Linked DNA regions of Mus musculus: region 1 is linked to region 2. Evidence: chromatin contacts called from ENCODE Hi-C or POLR2A ChIA-PET data. All regions are on one chromosome and are shown on one strand. Each heading gives the region's core, a stretch centred on a gene start or an enhancer-like site at or near the end of the contact. The rest is flanking DNA. Distances are from core to core; before and after follow the strand shown.

The links. Hi-C counts contacts between places; a loop is a spot of excess contacts on that map. ChIA-PET counts read pairs that join two places held with the same protein, here RNA polymerase II (POLR2A).
Region 1: a map of Patski shows a loop between it and region 2 (3-fold over the local background). The contact joins the enhancer-like site here to the promoter of Septin9 in region 2. A Hi-C loop is called at or near these places in 5 of 37 maps with a recorded cell type or tissue (Patski and heart). POLR2A ChIA-PET finds 5 or more read pairs at or near these places in 1 of 5 experiments (Patski).

Annotation. Positions count from the first base shown.
Region 1 is chr11:117,350,510-117,357,591 of GRCm38, reverse strand. Septin9 (septin 9) reads right to left here. Exons shown (of 11, transcript NM_001113487.1): 3 at 5,972-6,163; 4 at 5,315-5,443; 5 at 4,904-4,985; 6 at 4,367-4,504; 7 at 2,665-2,782; 8 at 1,162-1,257; 9 at 883-979. Among named protein-coding and RNA genes, the nearest start is that of Gm51932, 18 kb to the right of the region's middle. Within about 2 kb of position 3,269, at least 1 of the 3 ENCODE cell types and tissues checked has a DNase peak (open chromatin) inside an H3K27ac peak, as active enhancers do.
Region 2 is chr11:117,264,883-117,271,056 of GRCm38, reverse strand. It overlaps Septin9 (septin 9), which reads right to left and starts at 4,811. Exons shown (of 11, transcript NM_001113487.1): 1 at 4,462-4,811. The coding sequence starts at 4,516. Gm39478 (a long non-coding RNA gene) reads left to right here and starts at 4,873. Exons shown (of 3, transcript XR_880325.3): 1 at 4,873-5,238.

The sequences.
Region 1 (7,082 bases), core at 2,020-4,519, 88 kb before region 2:
ATTTGTAACAGTTGCAAACTTACAACCCCAGGCATCCTGCTAGTGTCAGATGTTCACGATTTGTAACAGTTGCAAACTTACAGTTATGAAGTAGCAACGAGAATAATTTTATGGTTGGAGGTCACCACAGCATGAGGAACTGTGTTAAAGGAAGGTTGAGTTGGCACTGGACAAGGATGAGCGGGAGGGACCTGGGGAACTGAAAGGGTTAAATGGTAATCCACTATGGGGAGGGTGGTCCTGGCTGGAGGCCTCTATGCCCAGAGCCAGGAAGCACCAACCAGACCAGAGCCTTAGAGTAAACTGCTCCTCGGAGAGTTCCAGCAGCTGGGGTGTGGCACCTATGATCCCAGTGCTCCGGAGGCCAAGCAGGAGGACTTGAGTACCAGGTCATCCTGGGCTCCATCCTGTTTTGCCTAGACCTTAGGACAGAGGTCTAGCCTGCACCTATGAAGGGTGCAAGACTGGGGCCCTAGAGAACTGGGATTTCCCCCAAATCAAAGCCTCAACTCTCTGCTTCTCTGTGGGGCCTTTTGACCACACTGGTCACAAGGAACAAAGTGGGTTTTCATCTTCCAGGCAGCTCTGCCCTTCCCCATCCTCCGTTCCAAAGAGGGTGGAAGAGTAGAGAGAAGAGCCAAGAAAATCCCTGGACCCATCCCACCTGGGGTGCTGGACCCCAGGAAAGTTCAGAGCCCCAGCCCTCAGTGCGTGGGACAAAGTAACAAAAGTCTGGCAAAGTCATTAAATTCAGGGACCCTGGTGTACATGAGGTGCACACTACAGCCAGTGTCCTTACAAGAGACAGGGACCCACAGCGCAATGGGTGACGGCCCAGGCCCAACTACAGCTTCAACACTGCAGCAGCATAGCAGCCAATACCTTCGATAGTGCCCCACTTGGTCTTCCTTCCCAGAATCCTCTTGCCATTGACTTGATACTCATGGTCGCTGCCCACCACAGCAAATGGGATCATCTCCTGAAAGAGGGACGGAAGAGTTAGTCACAGTGATCGGCAGGGCCAGTGCCACCCTCGAACACCCTGTGTCTTGGGCCTGGAAAACTGCAGGCCTTGCCTTCAGAGGACCCAGAGTGGACAGACTGCCTCCCGTCTATCTGTCCACCGCCCCTGACCTCCCAGAGGCAGATTGACCCACTGACCCGGAACTTTTCGTTCACCAGCCGGTCTTCTGCGTCCTCATCAAACTCCTTCTGCGGGTACACGTCAATGCCGTTGGACAGCAGGTCTGCAGTGATCTGGGAGATACAGGGTGAATCAGGCTATCAGCCACTCAGGTGCCTGAGCCATGATCCCCTAACAAAGGCAGGCTCTGAGTGGGCCCACCCTGAGGATGTCTAATTTATTTAAAGATTCATTTTACATTTACTTTATATATACAAGTGTGTCACCTGCATGTGTACCACATGTATGCTAAGTGCCCATGGAGGCCAGAAGAGGGCACACTGAGTTCTCTTGGAGCTGGTTGTGAGCTGCCACGTGGGTGCTGCGAATTGAACCTGAGTGCTCTTAACCCCTGAGCCGTCTTTCCAGCCCCACTGCCACCACGTTTTGGAAACAAAGTCTGTAGCTCAGGCTAGCCCCAAACTGGCTACATAAACAAGAATGACCTCAAACTTGTGAACCTCCTGCCTCTACCTCCTAATCCTGGGAGGCGACAGTTATCATGCTCAGTTCCATGTGGTGCTGAGATCAAACCCTGAGCCCTCTCGATGGTAGGAGAGCACTCTACCGCCTGAGTTCCACCCCCGCCGAGGATCACCAGCTCTGAAGCCTTAGGCATCAAGAAGCACTCGCCTGTCCCGAGGGGCCCTGCAGCCATTGTCCTGAGTCTCCCTGCGCTTTCTGTGCAGCTCCCCCCTCCACTCCCCCCTAGAAAACAACTCAGGCTTGCTGCGCCCTCTTTCCGAAAACCCTCTCAGGATGAGCATGGTAGCCCAGGGTGTACCTGCCTGCTGAAACTCTCCCCAGCTTGACGACTTACTGACAGCCCACGTGGCTGTCAATATAGGGTGGCCCAGGGAATAGCTGACTGTCTTATCTGTTCAAGCAGATCCAGGCTCTCAAAACACCGGGGAGCATCCTGGTCTCTTCTCCAGCAGATGCATCCCTGACTACCCTCCCCTATGCATGCTGGGAAAATCCCCAACACACAGCTAGGGAAGGAAGCCCTGGTAGCCTCTGCAATTGGATTTGAGGCCTCTCTTACAACCCCAGGCTGGAGCTCTCAAGAGGCTCCAAAGTCACCTCACACAGAAGAGGCCCAGGGCTTACCCTACTGCAGACGCCTGCAGGTACAGCCCTATCACCCAGACAGCAGTGGCCCTGACCATGGCAGAGAAGGAGGAAGCCACTGAGGTGGACTGTCCCACTTAATAAAACTCAGGAATGCTGGGTCCAATGGCCCTGACACATTTGCATCTGCTTGATCTACTCCCTTCTGAACCCCACTGAGACGGCTGGATATGGGGAGCCCCACATCCACAAAGGCCAGGGGCTCCCCCAAGGCTGAACACATGCTGTGAAGAGCTGAATAGGCGCCTTTCCTATCATATATCCCAGGGCTGGACAGGCCCCTGTCAAGCCTGTCACTTGTCTGGGCAGTCCTGGAGGGGAAGGGGCTGGGTAGAGGCCATGAGTCCTACCCGCTGTTTGAAGTAGACCCTCTCCTCCAGGGTCAGCGTGTCAGCCTTGGCGATGACTGGGACAATGTTCACCACTTTGCTTAGGCGCTTCATGAATTCAATGTCCAGGGGCCTGAGCCTGAAACAGAACAGTGCAAAAGACTTTGTTTAGGGGTCCCAGTGGGGGCCATGTTGATGGAGGGGTAAGGTTGGGCCTTAGTAGGGTGAGCACTCTCCCCTCATGGAGCTGAGGGTGGGGAGCTGGTGTAAAGCTGGCTTTAAGCTCCCTCATCCACAAGATCTTCAGAGTCCAACTGGCCCTGGACACCGTCCACCCAGAGAGTGACTCGGCTCACAACACTGTCATGCCGTGGGGTTTTCAATGCCAGGGAAAAGGAGACACGAGGGACGGTATCCAGAAGCTCCAGGCCCTGGGACAGGCTGGCTGTTCCCAGGTCAGCCTGGCTGCAGAGACCCAGGGTCTGATCCAGGGATGGGGCAGAGGCTGGCAGACCCCAAGCCTGGGCACCATTTTCTCATTGGAATGGCATCTTCCCCATAGCAGTATCTTCAGGCCCAGACAGCCTGCAGGAAGTGAAGCTTCAGTCAGAAGCCAAGCAATGATGGCCAGAAGCCACTACTGTCCCCTGGGACTGAGCGGCTGGAGGAAGGGCCCTAGTCCAGAGGGTCACCACTGGGGAAGTGTCTGCCTCTGGCTCTCCCTGCTGAAGCCATGTCAGCCATGTCTCCTCTGTCAGCCTTGGCCTTGCCCGAGGCTGTGCTCGGAGCAGCTACAGAACCCCAAACAAGCCAGCCCCAGCTGAGGCCAATGGCATGCCGGGTTAGCCTGCACCCTGAATGCTCCCTTCTGCCCGCGTCCTCTCTAAGCCCGCCCTCCCAGGCCCCTATAACAGGCTAATTCCCAGAACTGGCTCTTGTGGACCCCACTGGAGACAGCCACTACTGGCAAGCTCAGACAACGATATTTGGGTTTTTCCAACCAGACCCCAGTGAGACTTTTGCCCTCTAGACAGGGTGCAAGATGAAAAGTCCCTTCAAAGCCCACGCTCTTACACCCAGGGATGAGCCAGGAACAGCCGGGAGTGTGCACACTCTAGCAGCACCAAATCTGTGACTCCTCAACTCTTCTAAACGAGCCACCTCCGGCTCCTGCTGCTCTGAGCCCAGGACTAGACATGCACCCTACACGGAGTCAGGACAAGCGACCAGGATATCCAGCAAGGAGAGGAACAACACGGATGTACTGGGAACAGATGAGACTCACAGGAAGCCAAGAACCCTGATCACTGAGACCACTGACAGTCTAGCTGCCCCGGGAGATTCCAAAGGGAGATTCTGAAAGGCACCTGGAATTCCGAAGCCTCCCAGGCCCTAAAAGCATCTTTGTCAAGGACGGGAAATGGGGGCAGGCACATGTACAGCCCGAGAGTCTCATTCCATCTGCAGAGACTGACTACCGGATTCTAGAACACCCCAGAGTCTGCCCTGTCCTCAGCTCTGTGCACAAAGGGAAGAAGGCAGAGTGGGCGTGGAACCGCCCAGTCTAGAGGTCATGGAGAACTTCTGTAGGCACAGACGCCCCATGACAGTTGCTGACACAGCTCTGACTCAGTGCCCCTGTCCCTGTGCCCAGACAGAATCCTGCTTGTATGGGAACTGGGGATTCCCACCATCAAGACAAAGGGCCCAGCATGGGACATACGAGTGGCCGGTGGCTGGGATGAAGTAGAGGCAGCAGTGGACACGGGTGTCGGGAATGCGCTTCTTCCGGTTGATGTTGACTTCCTCCTGCAGGTACTTCTCATATTGGTCATTGATGAACTTCATAATGGGCTGCCAGCTGCATGGAGAGCCGGGTTAGCCTGCACCCTGAATGCTCCCTCCTGCCCGCGTCCTCTCTAAGCCCGCCCTCCCAGGCCCCTATAACAGGCTAATTCCCAGAACTGGCTTGACACCAGCCTCTGATTTCATACAGGAATGCTGGTGGTTGCAAAGACAAACCAGCCTTATTTCAGATTTTCTGCCATACTCCCCATGCTGATCTTTGCCCTGGGGTGGGAAACCCACCCCAGATGGGAGCCGGGTGACCCCATTTTGATCTAGAATGTTAGACCCCAAATGCACGGCTTTAGAGTTTGAAATAATCTTATGGCAGGGGGGTCTGGCCTCCAGTGGTATCATGGAGCCCCAAGACCAGTGGGGCTTTTACTGATAGAGGAAGGTTCTCTCAGTGACCTACCAGTTCTCATTGTTGATGTGGTCTCCGAAGCCCGGCGTGTCAATCACTGTCAGCTTCATTCGAACCCCCTTCTCTTCAATATCTGCACAAACCATAGCACCCCAAGTCAGGCGGGTCACCCCAAGCCTTCAGGTTGCCTGGCCAGCCTGGTACGTCCCAGAAAGGGCTGTGATAACAGCTGAGGCCATGCCAAGGAGCAAGTGACCTCTTCTGGGTGGTGCCAGCCATGACTCTTAGTATAAAGAAACCTCAGATGTCTGTGGGAGCTCAGCCTGGTGGGCCCATGGGAATCCAGCCCACTATTACTCAGTCCCAATTTTCCCACGGGGTCACGTGACCTCTCTAGTGCTATGCTCTGACCCCACACCCTGGGAAGACGCAGTCCCTACACCCAGCCTCCGTGGTGCTGACCGTGGGTGATCGACTTGATTTCGATCGTCTTGGGGATGCGTTCCTCCGAGGTGGGCTGCACCGACTTCCGGCTGATTTTGGACTTGAAGAGGGTATTGATTAAAGTGGACTTCCCGAGGCCGCTCTGCCCTGGGGAGAGAAGGGAAGGCCGGTTGGAAGGCTCTCCAAGAACACAGTTCATGGCTACATCACACTATGACCAGGACATCCTTGGATAGCCCTGCCTGAGGCTTCACCTCCTCAGTGGAAGTCCAGGGTTGGGTTTAAACCCCAATGTGGGGATTTGGGGCCTGGTTTAACTCAGCAGAGCTCCTTCCTGGTCCTAGGAAGGCCACCCAAAGCAAGAAGGGACACCAAGACTCCAGAGGTGTGGGCCTAGGTAGCTGCAACAGCCCCTAAGAGATGTGTAGGCTGTGTGAAGATCTGGGCAGAACAGACATCCTGACAATTCACCAGACAGAGGCCCTGCAGTCGGAAGCCTATCTGACTCTATTGGTTTAGGACCTCAGCCTATGGCACACATTTGCCCAGACACTACCCTGGAGAGCTGATAGGCCAGATATGGTGGCACTCTTAATCCCAGAACTCGGGAGGCAAAGGGAGGCAAGATCTCAGCTGGGGCTGAGGCTAGCCCCCCGAATGGCCTGTAACACTCACCAACCACCATGATGTTAAACTCGAAGCCCTGTTTCATAGCCTTCCTGCGCATCTGCTCCAGGATGGAGTCGATCCCCACATAGCCGAACTCCATGGGGGCCTTTTCGTTCCGTGACGCGGGGGCCTGCTTGAGCATGGCATCTCTAGGGTTGTCAGCCATGTCGCCAACACAGCTGGGAGTCACCTCGGAGTCTGGGGAGGGAGAAACAGAGACGTGAGAATGGGATCTGCAGCCAGCATGGCACTCAGATGGGAAACCAAGGCTGCAGGGGTCGGTGACTTGCCCATGAAACTCCTGCATAGCATCTCAGAACTGAAATCCCCTACAGTAGCATTCAACTGGTCCACACCACTCAGCCATCTGCCTCAGGTCTCTGCCAGCTCTGCCAACCAGGGCTCCCCTGGTTCCAGGTGGGCAGCAAGGACTTTGTTCCATATTCTGTTGGCCCCAAGTCCTGAGGGTTGAAGGCACACGCCCTTCGCCTCTGCTCAGAGCTTACAGTAACTGTAGCTAGCACTCAGGGCCCTTCACGGTCCAACAGGTGACCACAGGCAGTTCCCAGGGGAGGGGTGATCTGATTTCTACCTGCCTCTTCCAGACCTGACTCATCCTCACTGGGGGTGTCTCTTCTCCCAGGTGGCCCACCCATACAGTCCCCAGGCAGGATAGGCAGGAAACAGGCTACGGCCGACAGCAAGTGCCCTCACCCTCACGCAAAGGCCAGATTTGGTTTGTAGGTCTGTGGACAGGCTAGGGGTTAAACTTGAAGACTTCAGCTTCCTTCAGTAGGTCAGGGTTAGAGCCTCCTGTGGCTGAGTGCATGCATGGTCAGAGCCCAAGCCTGGGGGATGATTCAGATGGAGACCGTAGGTGCTCACACCCTGCAGGGGTGTGCAAGGCTGGTTCCACCCGGTCTGGTTGAACAAAATGCTTACAGTATACCTAACTGTTATTCTGAGATAGCCTGCCAGTGCGGCTCTGAAACCCAGGCCGCTGTGGGGTGGTCGAGGTAGAGCTGATGCATTGCTGATAAGCCCTAGAGAGGCACCTCTTTCAGCCTCTATGGAAAATGTCAGCAGTCTCAACTTATGACCCCACAGCCCAGCCCCC
Region 2 (6,174 bases), core at 3,562-6,061:
CAGGAAGGATTCACGACTGATGCCCCCCCAAAGGGGATGTGCCCCACTTCTTGGTAGATATGTGGTCCAGGTAATCCTCAGTGGGGTGCTTACACACCTACTGTCCCCATCTAATGTCTAGTGAACTTGCTCACATGGGTACAACTGATGGGCGCACCTAGTATACCAAACTGGGGTTACCAAAAACTTTGGGATTATAAAAGAGGCCAGCTCCCGATTTTTTTGTTTGTTTTGTGTTTTGGAGACAGGGTTTCACTGTGTAGCCCTGACTGTCCTGGAACTCACTCTGTAGACCAGGCTGGCCTCAAACTCAGAAATCCACCTGCCTCTGCCTCCCACGTGCTAGGATTAAAAGTGTGAGGCCAGCTACTCTTCACTGCAGGAAGCCCTAGAGTCCTTGAATCCCCCTCAGCAGTGAGGCAATGATTCCCAGGAGCCGGGAGTGTCTGGAAATCTCAGAATTCATCACACAGAAGGCCCAAGGGCATTAATTAAGAGGTCAGATCTACAGCTACCTGCAAGCAACAGGCCTTTCCTCTAGGGAACAAAGTGGCACCTGGGTCCAGCTATCACCACCACCTTGTCCCAGAGGTGTCTACATGACCCCTGATTTCTTGGTCACCTCTCTATCGAGGGGGAAAGGGACCACAGGCTGTCCAGGGCCCAGTGCAGAAGAGCCTCCCTGGGACAGCGGAGAAAAGTCTTGCCACTCAGATTGGAGAGTCTGGGCTTCTGGGCCAGATCTGTTTCAACAAACATCAAGGACTCTCAGGATTGTTCTGGGGGTGTAAAACTGATTACAGCAGATGCTGGTGAGAAGAACAGGCCAGCGGCTGGCACTTGAAGAGGCTTTTGTTACACAAGGACCCAGCTTGTAACTGTGTTTGCGATAACAGATCTGGCCTCCATTCAGGAAGAACATACCATCCAGTTGCCCCACGCTTCTGCTGACCGGAAAAGGAGAGAGAAAGGGGTGACTCCTCCAGCTACCCAGTCACAGACAGTGATGGGTCTCAGAGTCACCTCGTGGGGGAGGGGTGGGTAGTACCGATGACTCAAAACCCTTGATGTTGGGAAGTGGGAAAGTAGGAAATAGTAAAAGACCTTTGGCATCCCTAGGGAATGGGATTGGGGGGGGGGGTGTTCCTTGAAAGGAAACCAAAGATAGATACTGGGACACAAGATGTTCATGTCTTTCAAGGGTCCTGCCACCTCTCAGTCCCCAGGGATGGAAAAACCAAGTCTGAATCCCACCAAGACCTCCAGTTATGATCACAAGTGTGGCCCGTGCTTCAGATGGGGGTGGGGTGGGAGGTGGGGTGGGGGGAGGGGACAGGGTGGGGGATATATGGGGACAGCTGGAATAAAACAGACGGAAAATGAGAGGCGAAATGAGTGTCCAAGACAGTTGCGACCAAGACTGAGACCCGAGCCCAGTTGGCACACCTACTCCAGCACACACAGCTACAGGCTGGATCCACTAGCCCCACAGGCACACAGCACTGACCTGGGAATCCTAACCCGTCATGAATCACTTCCCTCTGCCCTGTAGGGCAGGCTGTTCCTGCCTGGTACAGCTGCTAACGCCAAACCTCCTTGGGGGCAGGCAAGCAGGCTCTCTGCTATATTAAAACAAACAAACAAACAAAACAAACAAAGAAAAAAACAAAACAGAGATACACATGGCTCAGAACTAGCCAGCCATGTGCCAGCCGGAGCTCCCTGGGGGGAGCACCTAGGTCCTTTGTGCTCCATCTCATGAGCCCATCTGTCCAGCCTCACAAAGGGACTATGGGCCCCAGTGGCTGTAGCCAACTTGGCTCTTTTCTCCCTCCTCCAACTATCTGGCAGAGCCACATACACCCCGCAGGAAGCCTGAGCAAAAACTAGGGGCTCCTCCAACTGAGCCTGGCCAAGCTAGCATCAGGGAACACCTGACCCTCTGTGGCTGGACCCCCTCTGAACATTCACTGTAAACTGGTCCCTACATGGCCCAACTTCCTAGCAGTCTCATCCTGAAATCTCAGCTCCTTGCTCTGGACAGAAGGCCCTCTTCTTTCCCTGTCACAATCACAGCTCTCCTTTGCCTCAAGGTCTTGTCTCCCCATTCCCAACTTCTCCCTGCGAGTCTCTTACTACTTTTCCTGCCTGGATTCAGACTGCCAGCTTCTCTCACCCATGCTAGGCTGAGTCATACTCTCTCCACATCCCTTTATCTGCCTAGCTGCCCAACCCCCCACTCCCTTTCTGCACATCAACTCAACTCTGTATTCCTAGGACACTTACTTAGGAGGTCACTTTTCGGGTCGTTTATACAAAGCACAAAGCTTCTCTTGCATAAGTGTACACGTGCGACACACACTCACACACGCACTTTCACTAGTGATAGCCCGGGCTAGTAATCTCTGGGGACTCAAAGCCCTGAACCCATTCCCCATCTGAGCTTTTCGGAGTTCACAGTAGGAAGACTGGCATGCAGGAGGGCAGCATGCTCAGCAGGCCCGGCTTCCTCAAGACTGCCAACCTCTATACCAGGATGCTCTCAATGTGGCCATTGTCTTGAACTAAATTTGAGGGTCAAGAAGCTGGCTTGGGAGGCAGCCCAGTGAGGGCACCACTCAGCGAGTAAGGAGTTACACAGAGAAACCAAAGAGGCAGGGGCAGCTGGCCTCCACAATGCAAAGAGAGCCAGCTTCTGAGACCTTACAACCCCCAAACTTCTCCTCCCCAACAAAACTTCTGCAACATTCTGCAGAAACCCTGTCCCCAACTCCTTGGGGGATGAAAGCAGACACCTGAATGCCCCCTGGGTCCGAGCAGAGAGCAAACACAGAGACCAGAACCCGGAAAAGGTAGTGCCCCCCCCCACCAGGTCCTCCACCCCCTCCTCATCCCCCTTCCCGCTCAGACCTTGCAGAGAAGGGAACTGACTGGCTGACTTTCAGATACACTTCCAGGAGAATGAAAGGCTCCAGGGCAAAGGAGAGGTGCACAGAGGGGCAACCCAAGGAGCTAGGACAGTCCCTAGGACATGCAGAAGGCACAACAGCACGGAACAGGTCTGGGGAGACCTTAGTATAGACATGGACTCCAAGAGGTCCAGGTGGTTGGGGGCACAAGATCTCCTAAGCAGCGACTATGCCTTGATTCAGCACAGATACTTGCTCCCACCACTGAGGTGACCAAGTGGGTATGATATTCCAGGCTCCTAAAGCCTGTACCTGCCAATACACAACTCATCAGCAACCACCCGCCCCCCGCCCCCCGCCCCCCACCCACTTCCTGACACATAGCTAATCACCTAACTCAGAGATAAGGCTGACCTCAGGTGGGCTCAGGACAAACCCCCTGGTTCCAGTCATGGGGCCTGGAGCACCCCCAACTGGTCACTTGAAGAGCCTGAAACCTGGCCGTCTTTAACTATGTGAAGCCCTTCCTCCCTCGCTCACAGCCCACCAGAGGGCTCTGCCTAAGGCTGCCTGAGAGCCCCTCAGAGGGGCGGGGGCTCCGGGCCCGGCAGAGTCAGGCCCGCCCCTCGGAAACCCAGCCCCAGACGCGCGCGGGACACCATTGTGTAAGCCTCCCTTTCCACTGGCTTTATTTACTCCGGAGGGGGACGCAGGACGAGGGGCCACGGCACCGGCAGTGGCAGTCACGAGGCCTCTGGAAAGCCCGCGCATGCAAGCCCAGGGCGGAGATGGAAGGCCCACCCTTGGAGGAAACGGCCCCCAAGTATCTTTGCACTTTGTAAACTCAGGACAAGAGGCGAAAGTGCTGTCCTTGTGTGAGCGCACAGGCCCCCTCTCTCCCAAAAGGCTCTTCTCTCTCTGATGGATAAAGGTGTCCCAGGCCTGGATCGGGGGTATTGGACATCCCACCCTGGACCCTGAGACTCGCCGGGCCGGGATCCCCTCGGGTGCATGGGGCCTGCGGGCCGATCAATTTGGCAGCCCTTGCCAGCCCCGGGACTGGGCTCAGCCCCAACCCCGGAGCTGGCGTGGGGGAGGGGAGGAGGTCCACCCTGAGGATTCGGCCTCCCACTGGATCCGAGGAGGGGAACTAACTCCCATGCTGGTGAGAGCTGAGGGCGAGCACCAAAAGAAGAAAACCCACTGGTTTCCAGGGTGGAATTGCGCTCCTGGGGTTGTTCCCAAGAAGTCAAGCCCGCCCTCGAGGAGACGACAGTCCCAGAGCAAAAACAAACAACAATAAAAAGACGAACACCCCAGAGGCAGCATGAACCTGGGATCCCCAGGGGGCGCGTGGCCCCCAACTATAGGGTCTATCATCTACAGGCCCCCTTAATGGGGCTCTCCAACTCGGCAATGCGGGGTCTGGGGCGCAGAGCCCCAGGGTGAGCAAACCGGGGTCTTGCCTCTCCCGTGCTCATCCCGTCCCGTCTCAGGCCCGCCTGGAGGTTCCTGCCCAGCTCGCCAAGCAACCGCTGGGTCGGGCACCCACCTTCAAAGTCTGAAATGATCCCGTCCAGCTGTGCGTTGACCGCGGGGTCGGACATGGTGGCTGGTGCGCAGGGAGTCCCGCGGAGACCGGGCCCTGCGCGCTCCCGCTCCCGGTGCAGAGCTGGCCGCCGGAGCCCCTCGGCCCCCACGGTCGGCTGAATGAATGGGGGAGGAAGGCGGGCGCCGGCCCCTCCCCAAGCACCCGGGCCCCCGCCCCGCCCCCGCCTCCCGGCTGGATCAGGTTCCCGTACCCCAGCCGGCCTCCGCGACTCGGCACTGGCTGTTGCGCCCGCCTGTCAAAACTGGGCCTGGAGGGGATGGAACCAGAGCTGCTTCTACAGGGACTGCAGAGTCCCAGGCACACGACCTGGGCTGCCCCCCCTTCTCCCTTCCTGGCGGGTGCCCAGGGGACCGCGACAGACACGGCCTCGGCCCCTCCCCCTCACGCCCCTCCGCGGCCAGATGTGGGCGGATGTAGAGGATGTGGAGGCCGGGCCACAGCAGCGGGCGGGCGCCGAGGGGGACAAGATTCCTCCCCTTCCCTGGGCGCAGTGCTCTTGCTGCCCGAGGTTTTATTTACGCAGCCAAAGTTCCTGAGTGCCTCCTTCGCATATAAGCACGGGGCCTGCAAGGGTTAAGCTGTAGCGCTAGGCTAGTGTGGGTCTGCAGGACCCTAGACGGTTCACTACAGAGATGAGGGTCCCGGGAGTTCTCAGCATCCACACGTCGAGGACTGCTACCCCCTTGCACCCCCGGGGGTCGCTGCTGCATCCTTTGGGTAAGTGCTACGGAAGGGATAGGGCAGGGAGAGGCGGCCCTTCTGAAGAATCGTTGCAACGCCCCTCCCCCCTTCCACTGTATGGGCTTCCTGAGTACAGAGAGTGGACCACGACCTTCCCTCCAGAAGAGAGAAACCATAGTTCCTAACATCAGAAGGAAGGAAGAAGGCTGCTCCTGGGCTCCTTCCACATCAGTGGGTACCCACAGCCTAGACTTTCTCTGTCCAAGTAGCCTTCACACTTCAGACATCCACCGGGCAAGCAGAGAAAACCACGGGGCTATACAGAAAAAACAAACACTAGTTACCAGGAAGGGTCCCCAGGGATTGGGGGGGTGGGGGGAGGCGGTGTTCACCACTTCCTGGATGAGCCAAGTCTCCTGCCCGCTGGGCACAACCTTAGACCTGGGACCTCTCTGCTCAATCAGGGCTGCATGGATTCATAGCTGGGGACAAGTCCCTGCAGAGTGGGCGAGTGACTCATCCCCTGGTCCTCAGTGTGAGTCCCTGAGCTGTCCTGGGTCTGGGTCTGCTTTCTCCCTATTCCACCATTCTCAGTGAGGGAAGAACAGTGCTGAGACCTGCAGAGGCTGGTGAGGCTGCAGAGGAGAGGAGAAGCCTGGGCTAGGTTTGGTGAGACTTTTTTTTTTAAGCTGCTGGAATAGAGTCCTTCCTATTTCAGAAAATGTGCCCCTCCCTCCCTCCCTCATGCCTCAGATGGTTTAAAAACTATTTTCAACCAAGTGAGCTTTTGGACATGGAAAGTGCAAAACCACGGCCATTTTAGATGCACCCGCACCCCCATCCTTCTGGAAGCCTTACTTCAGGAGCAGTGGGCACCCCTGATGGCTTCTGTCAGGGTCTCAGCCTGCCTGGCAGTCTGACCATCACCAGGTCACCTGCCTATCCCACATTTGGGGGATTTCAGGATCCAAT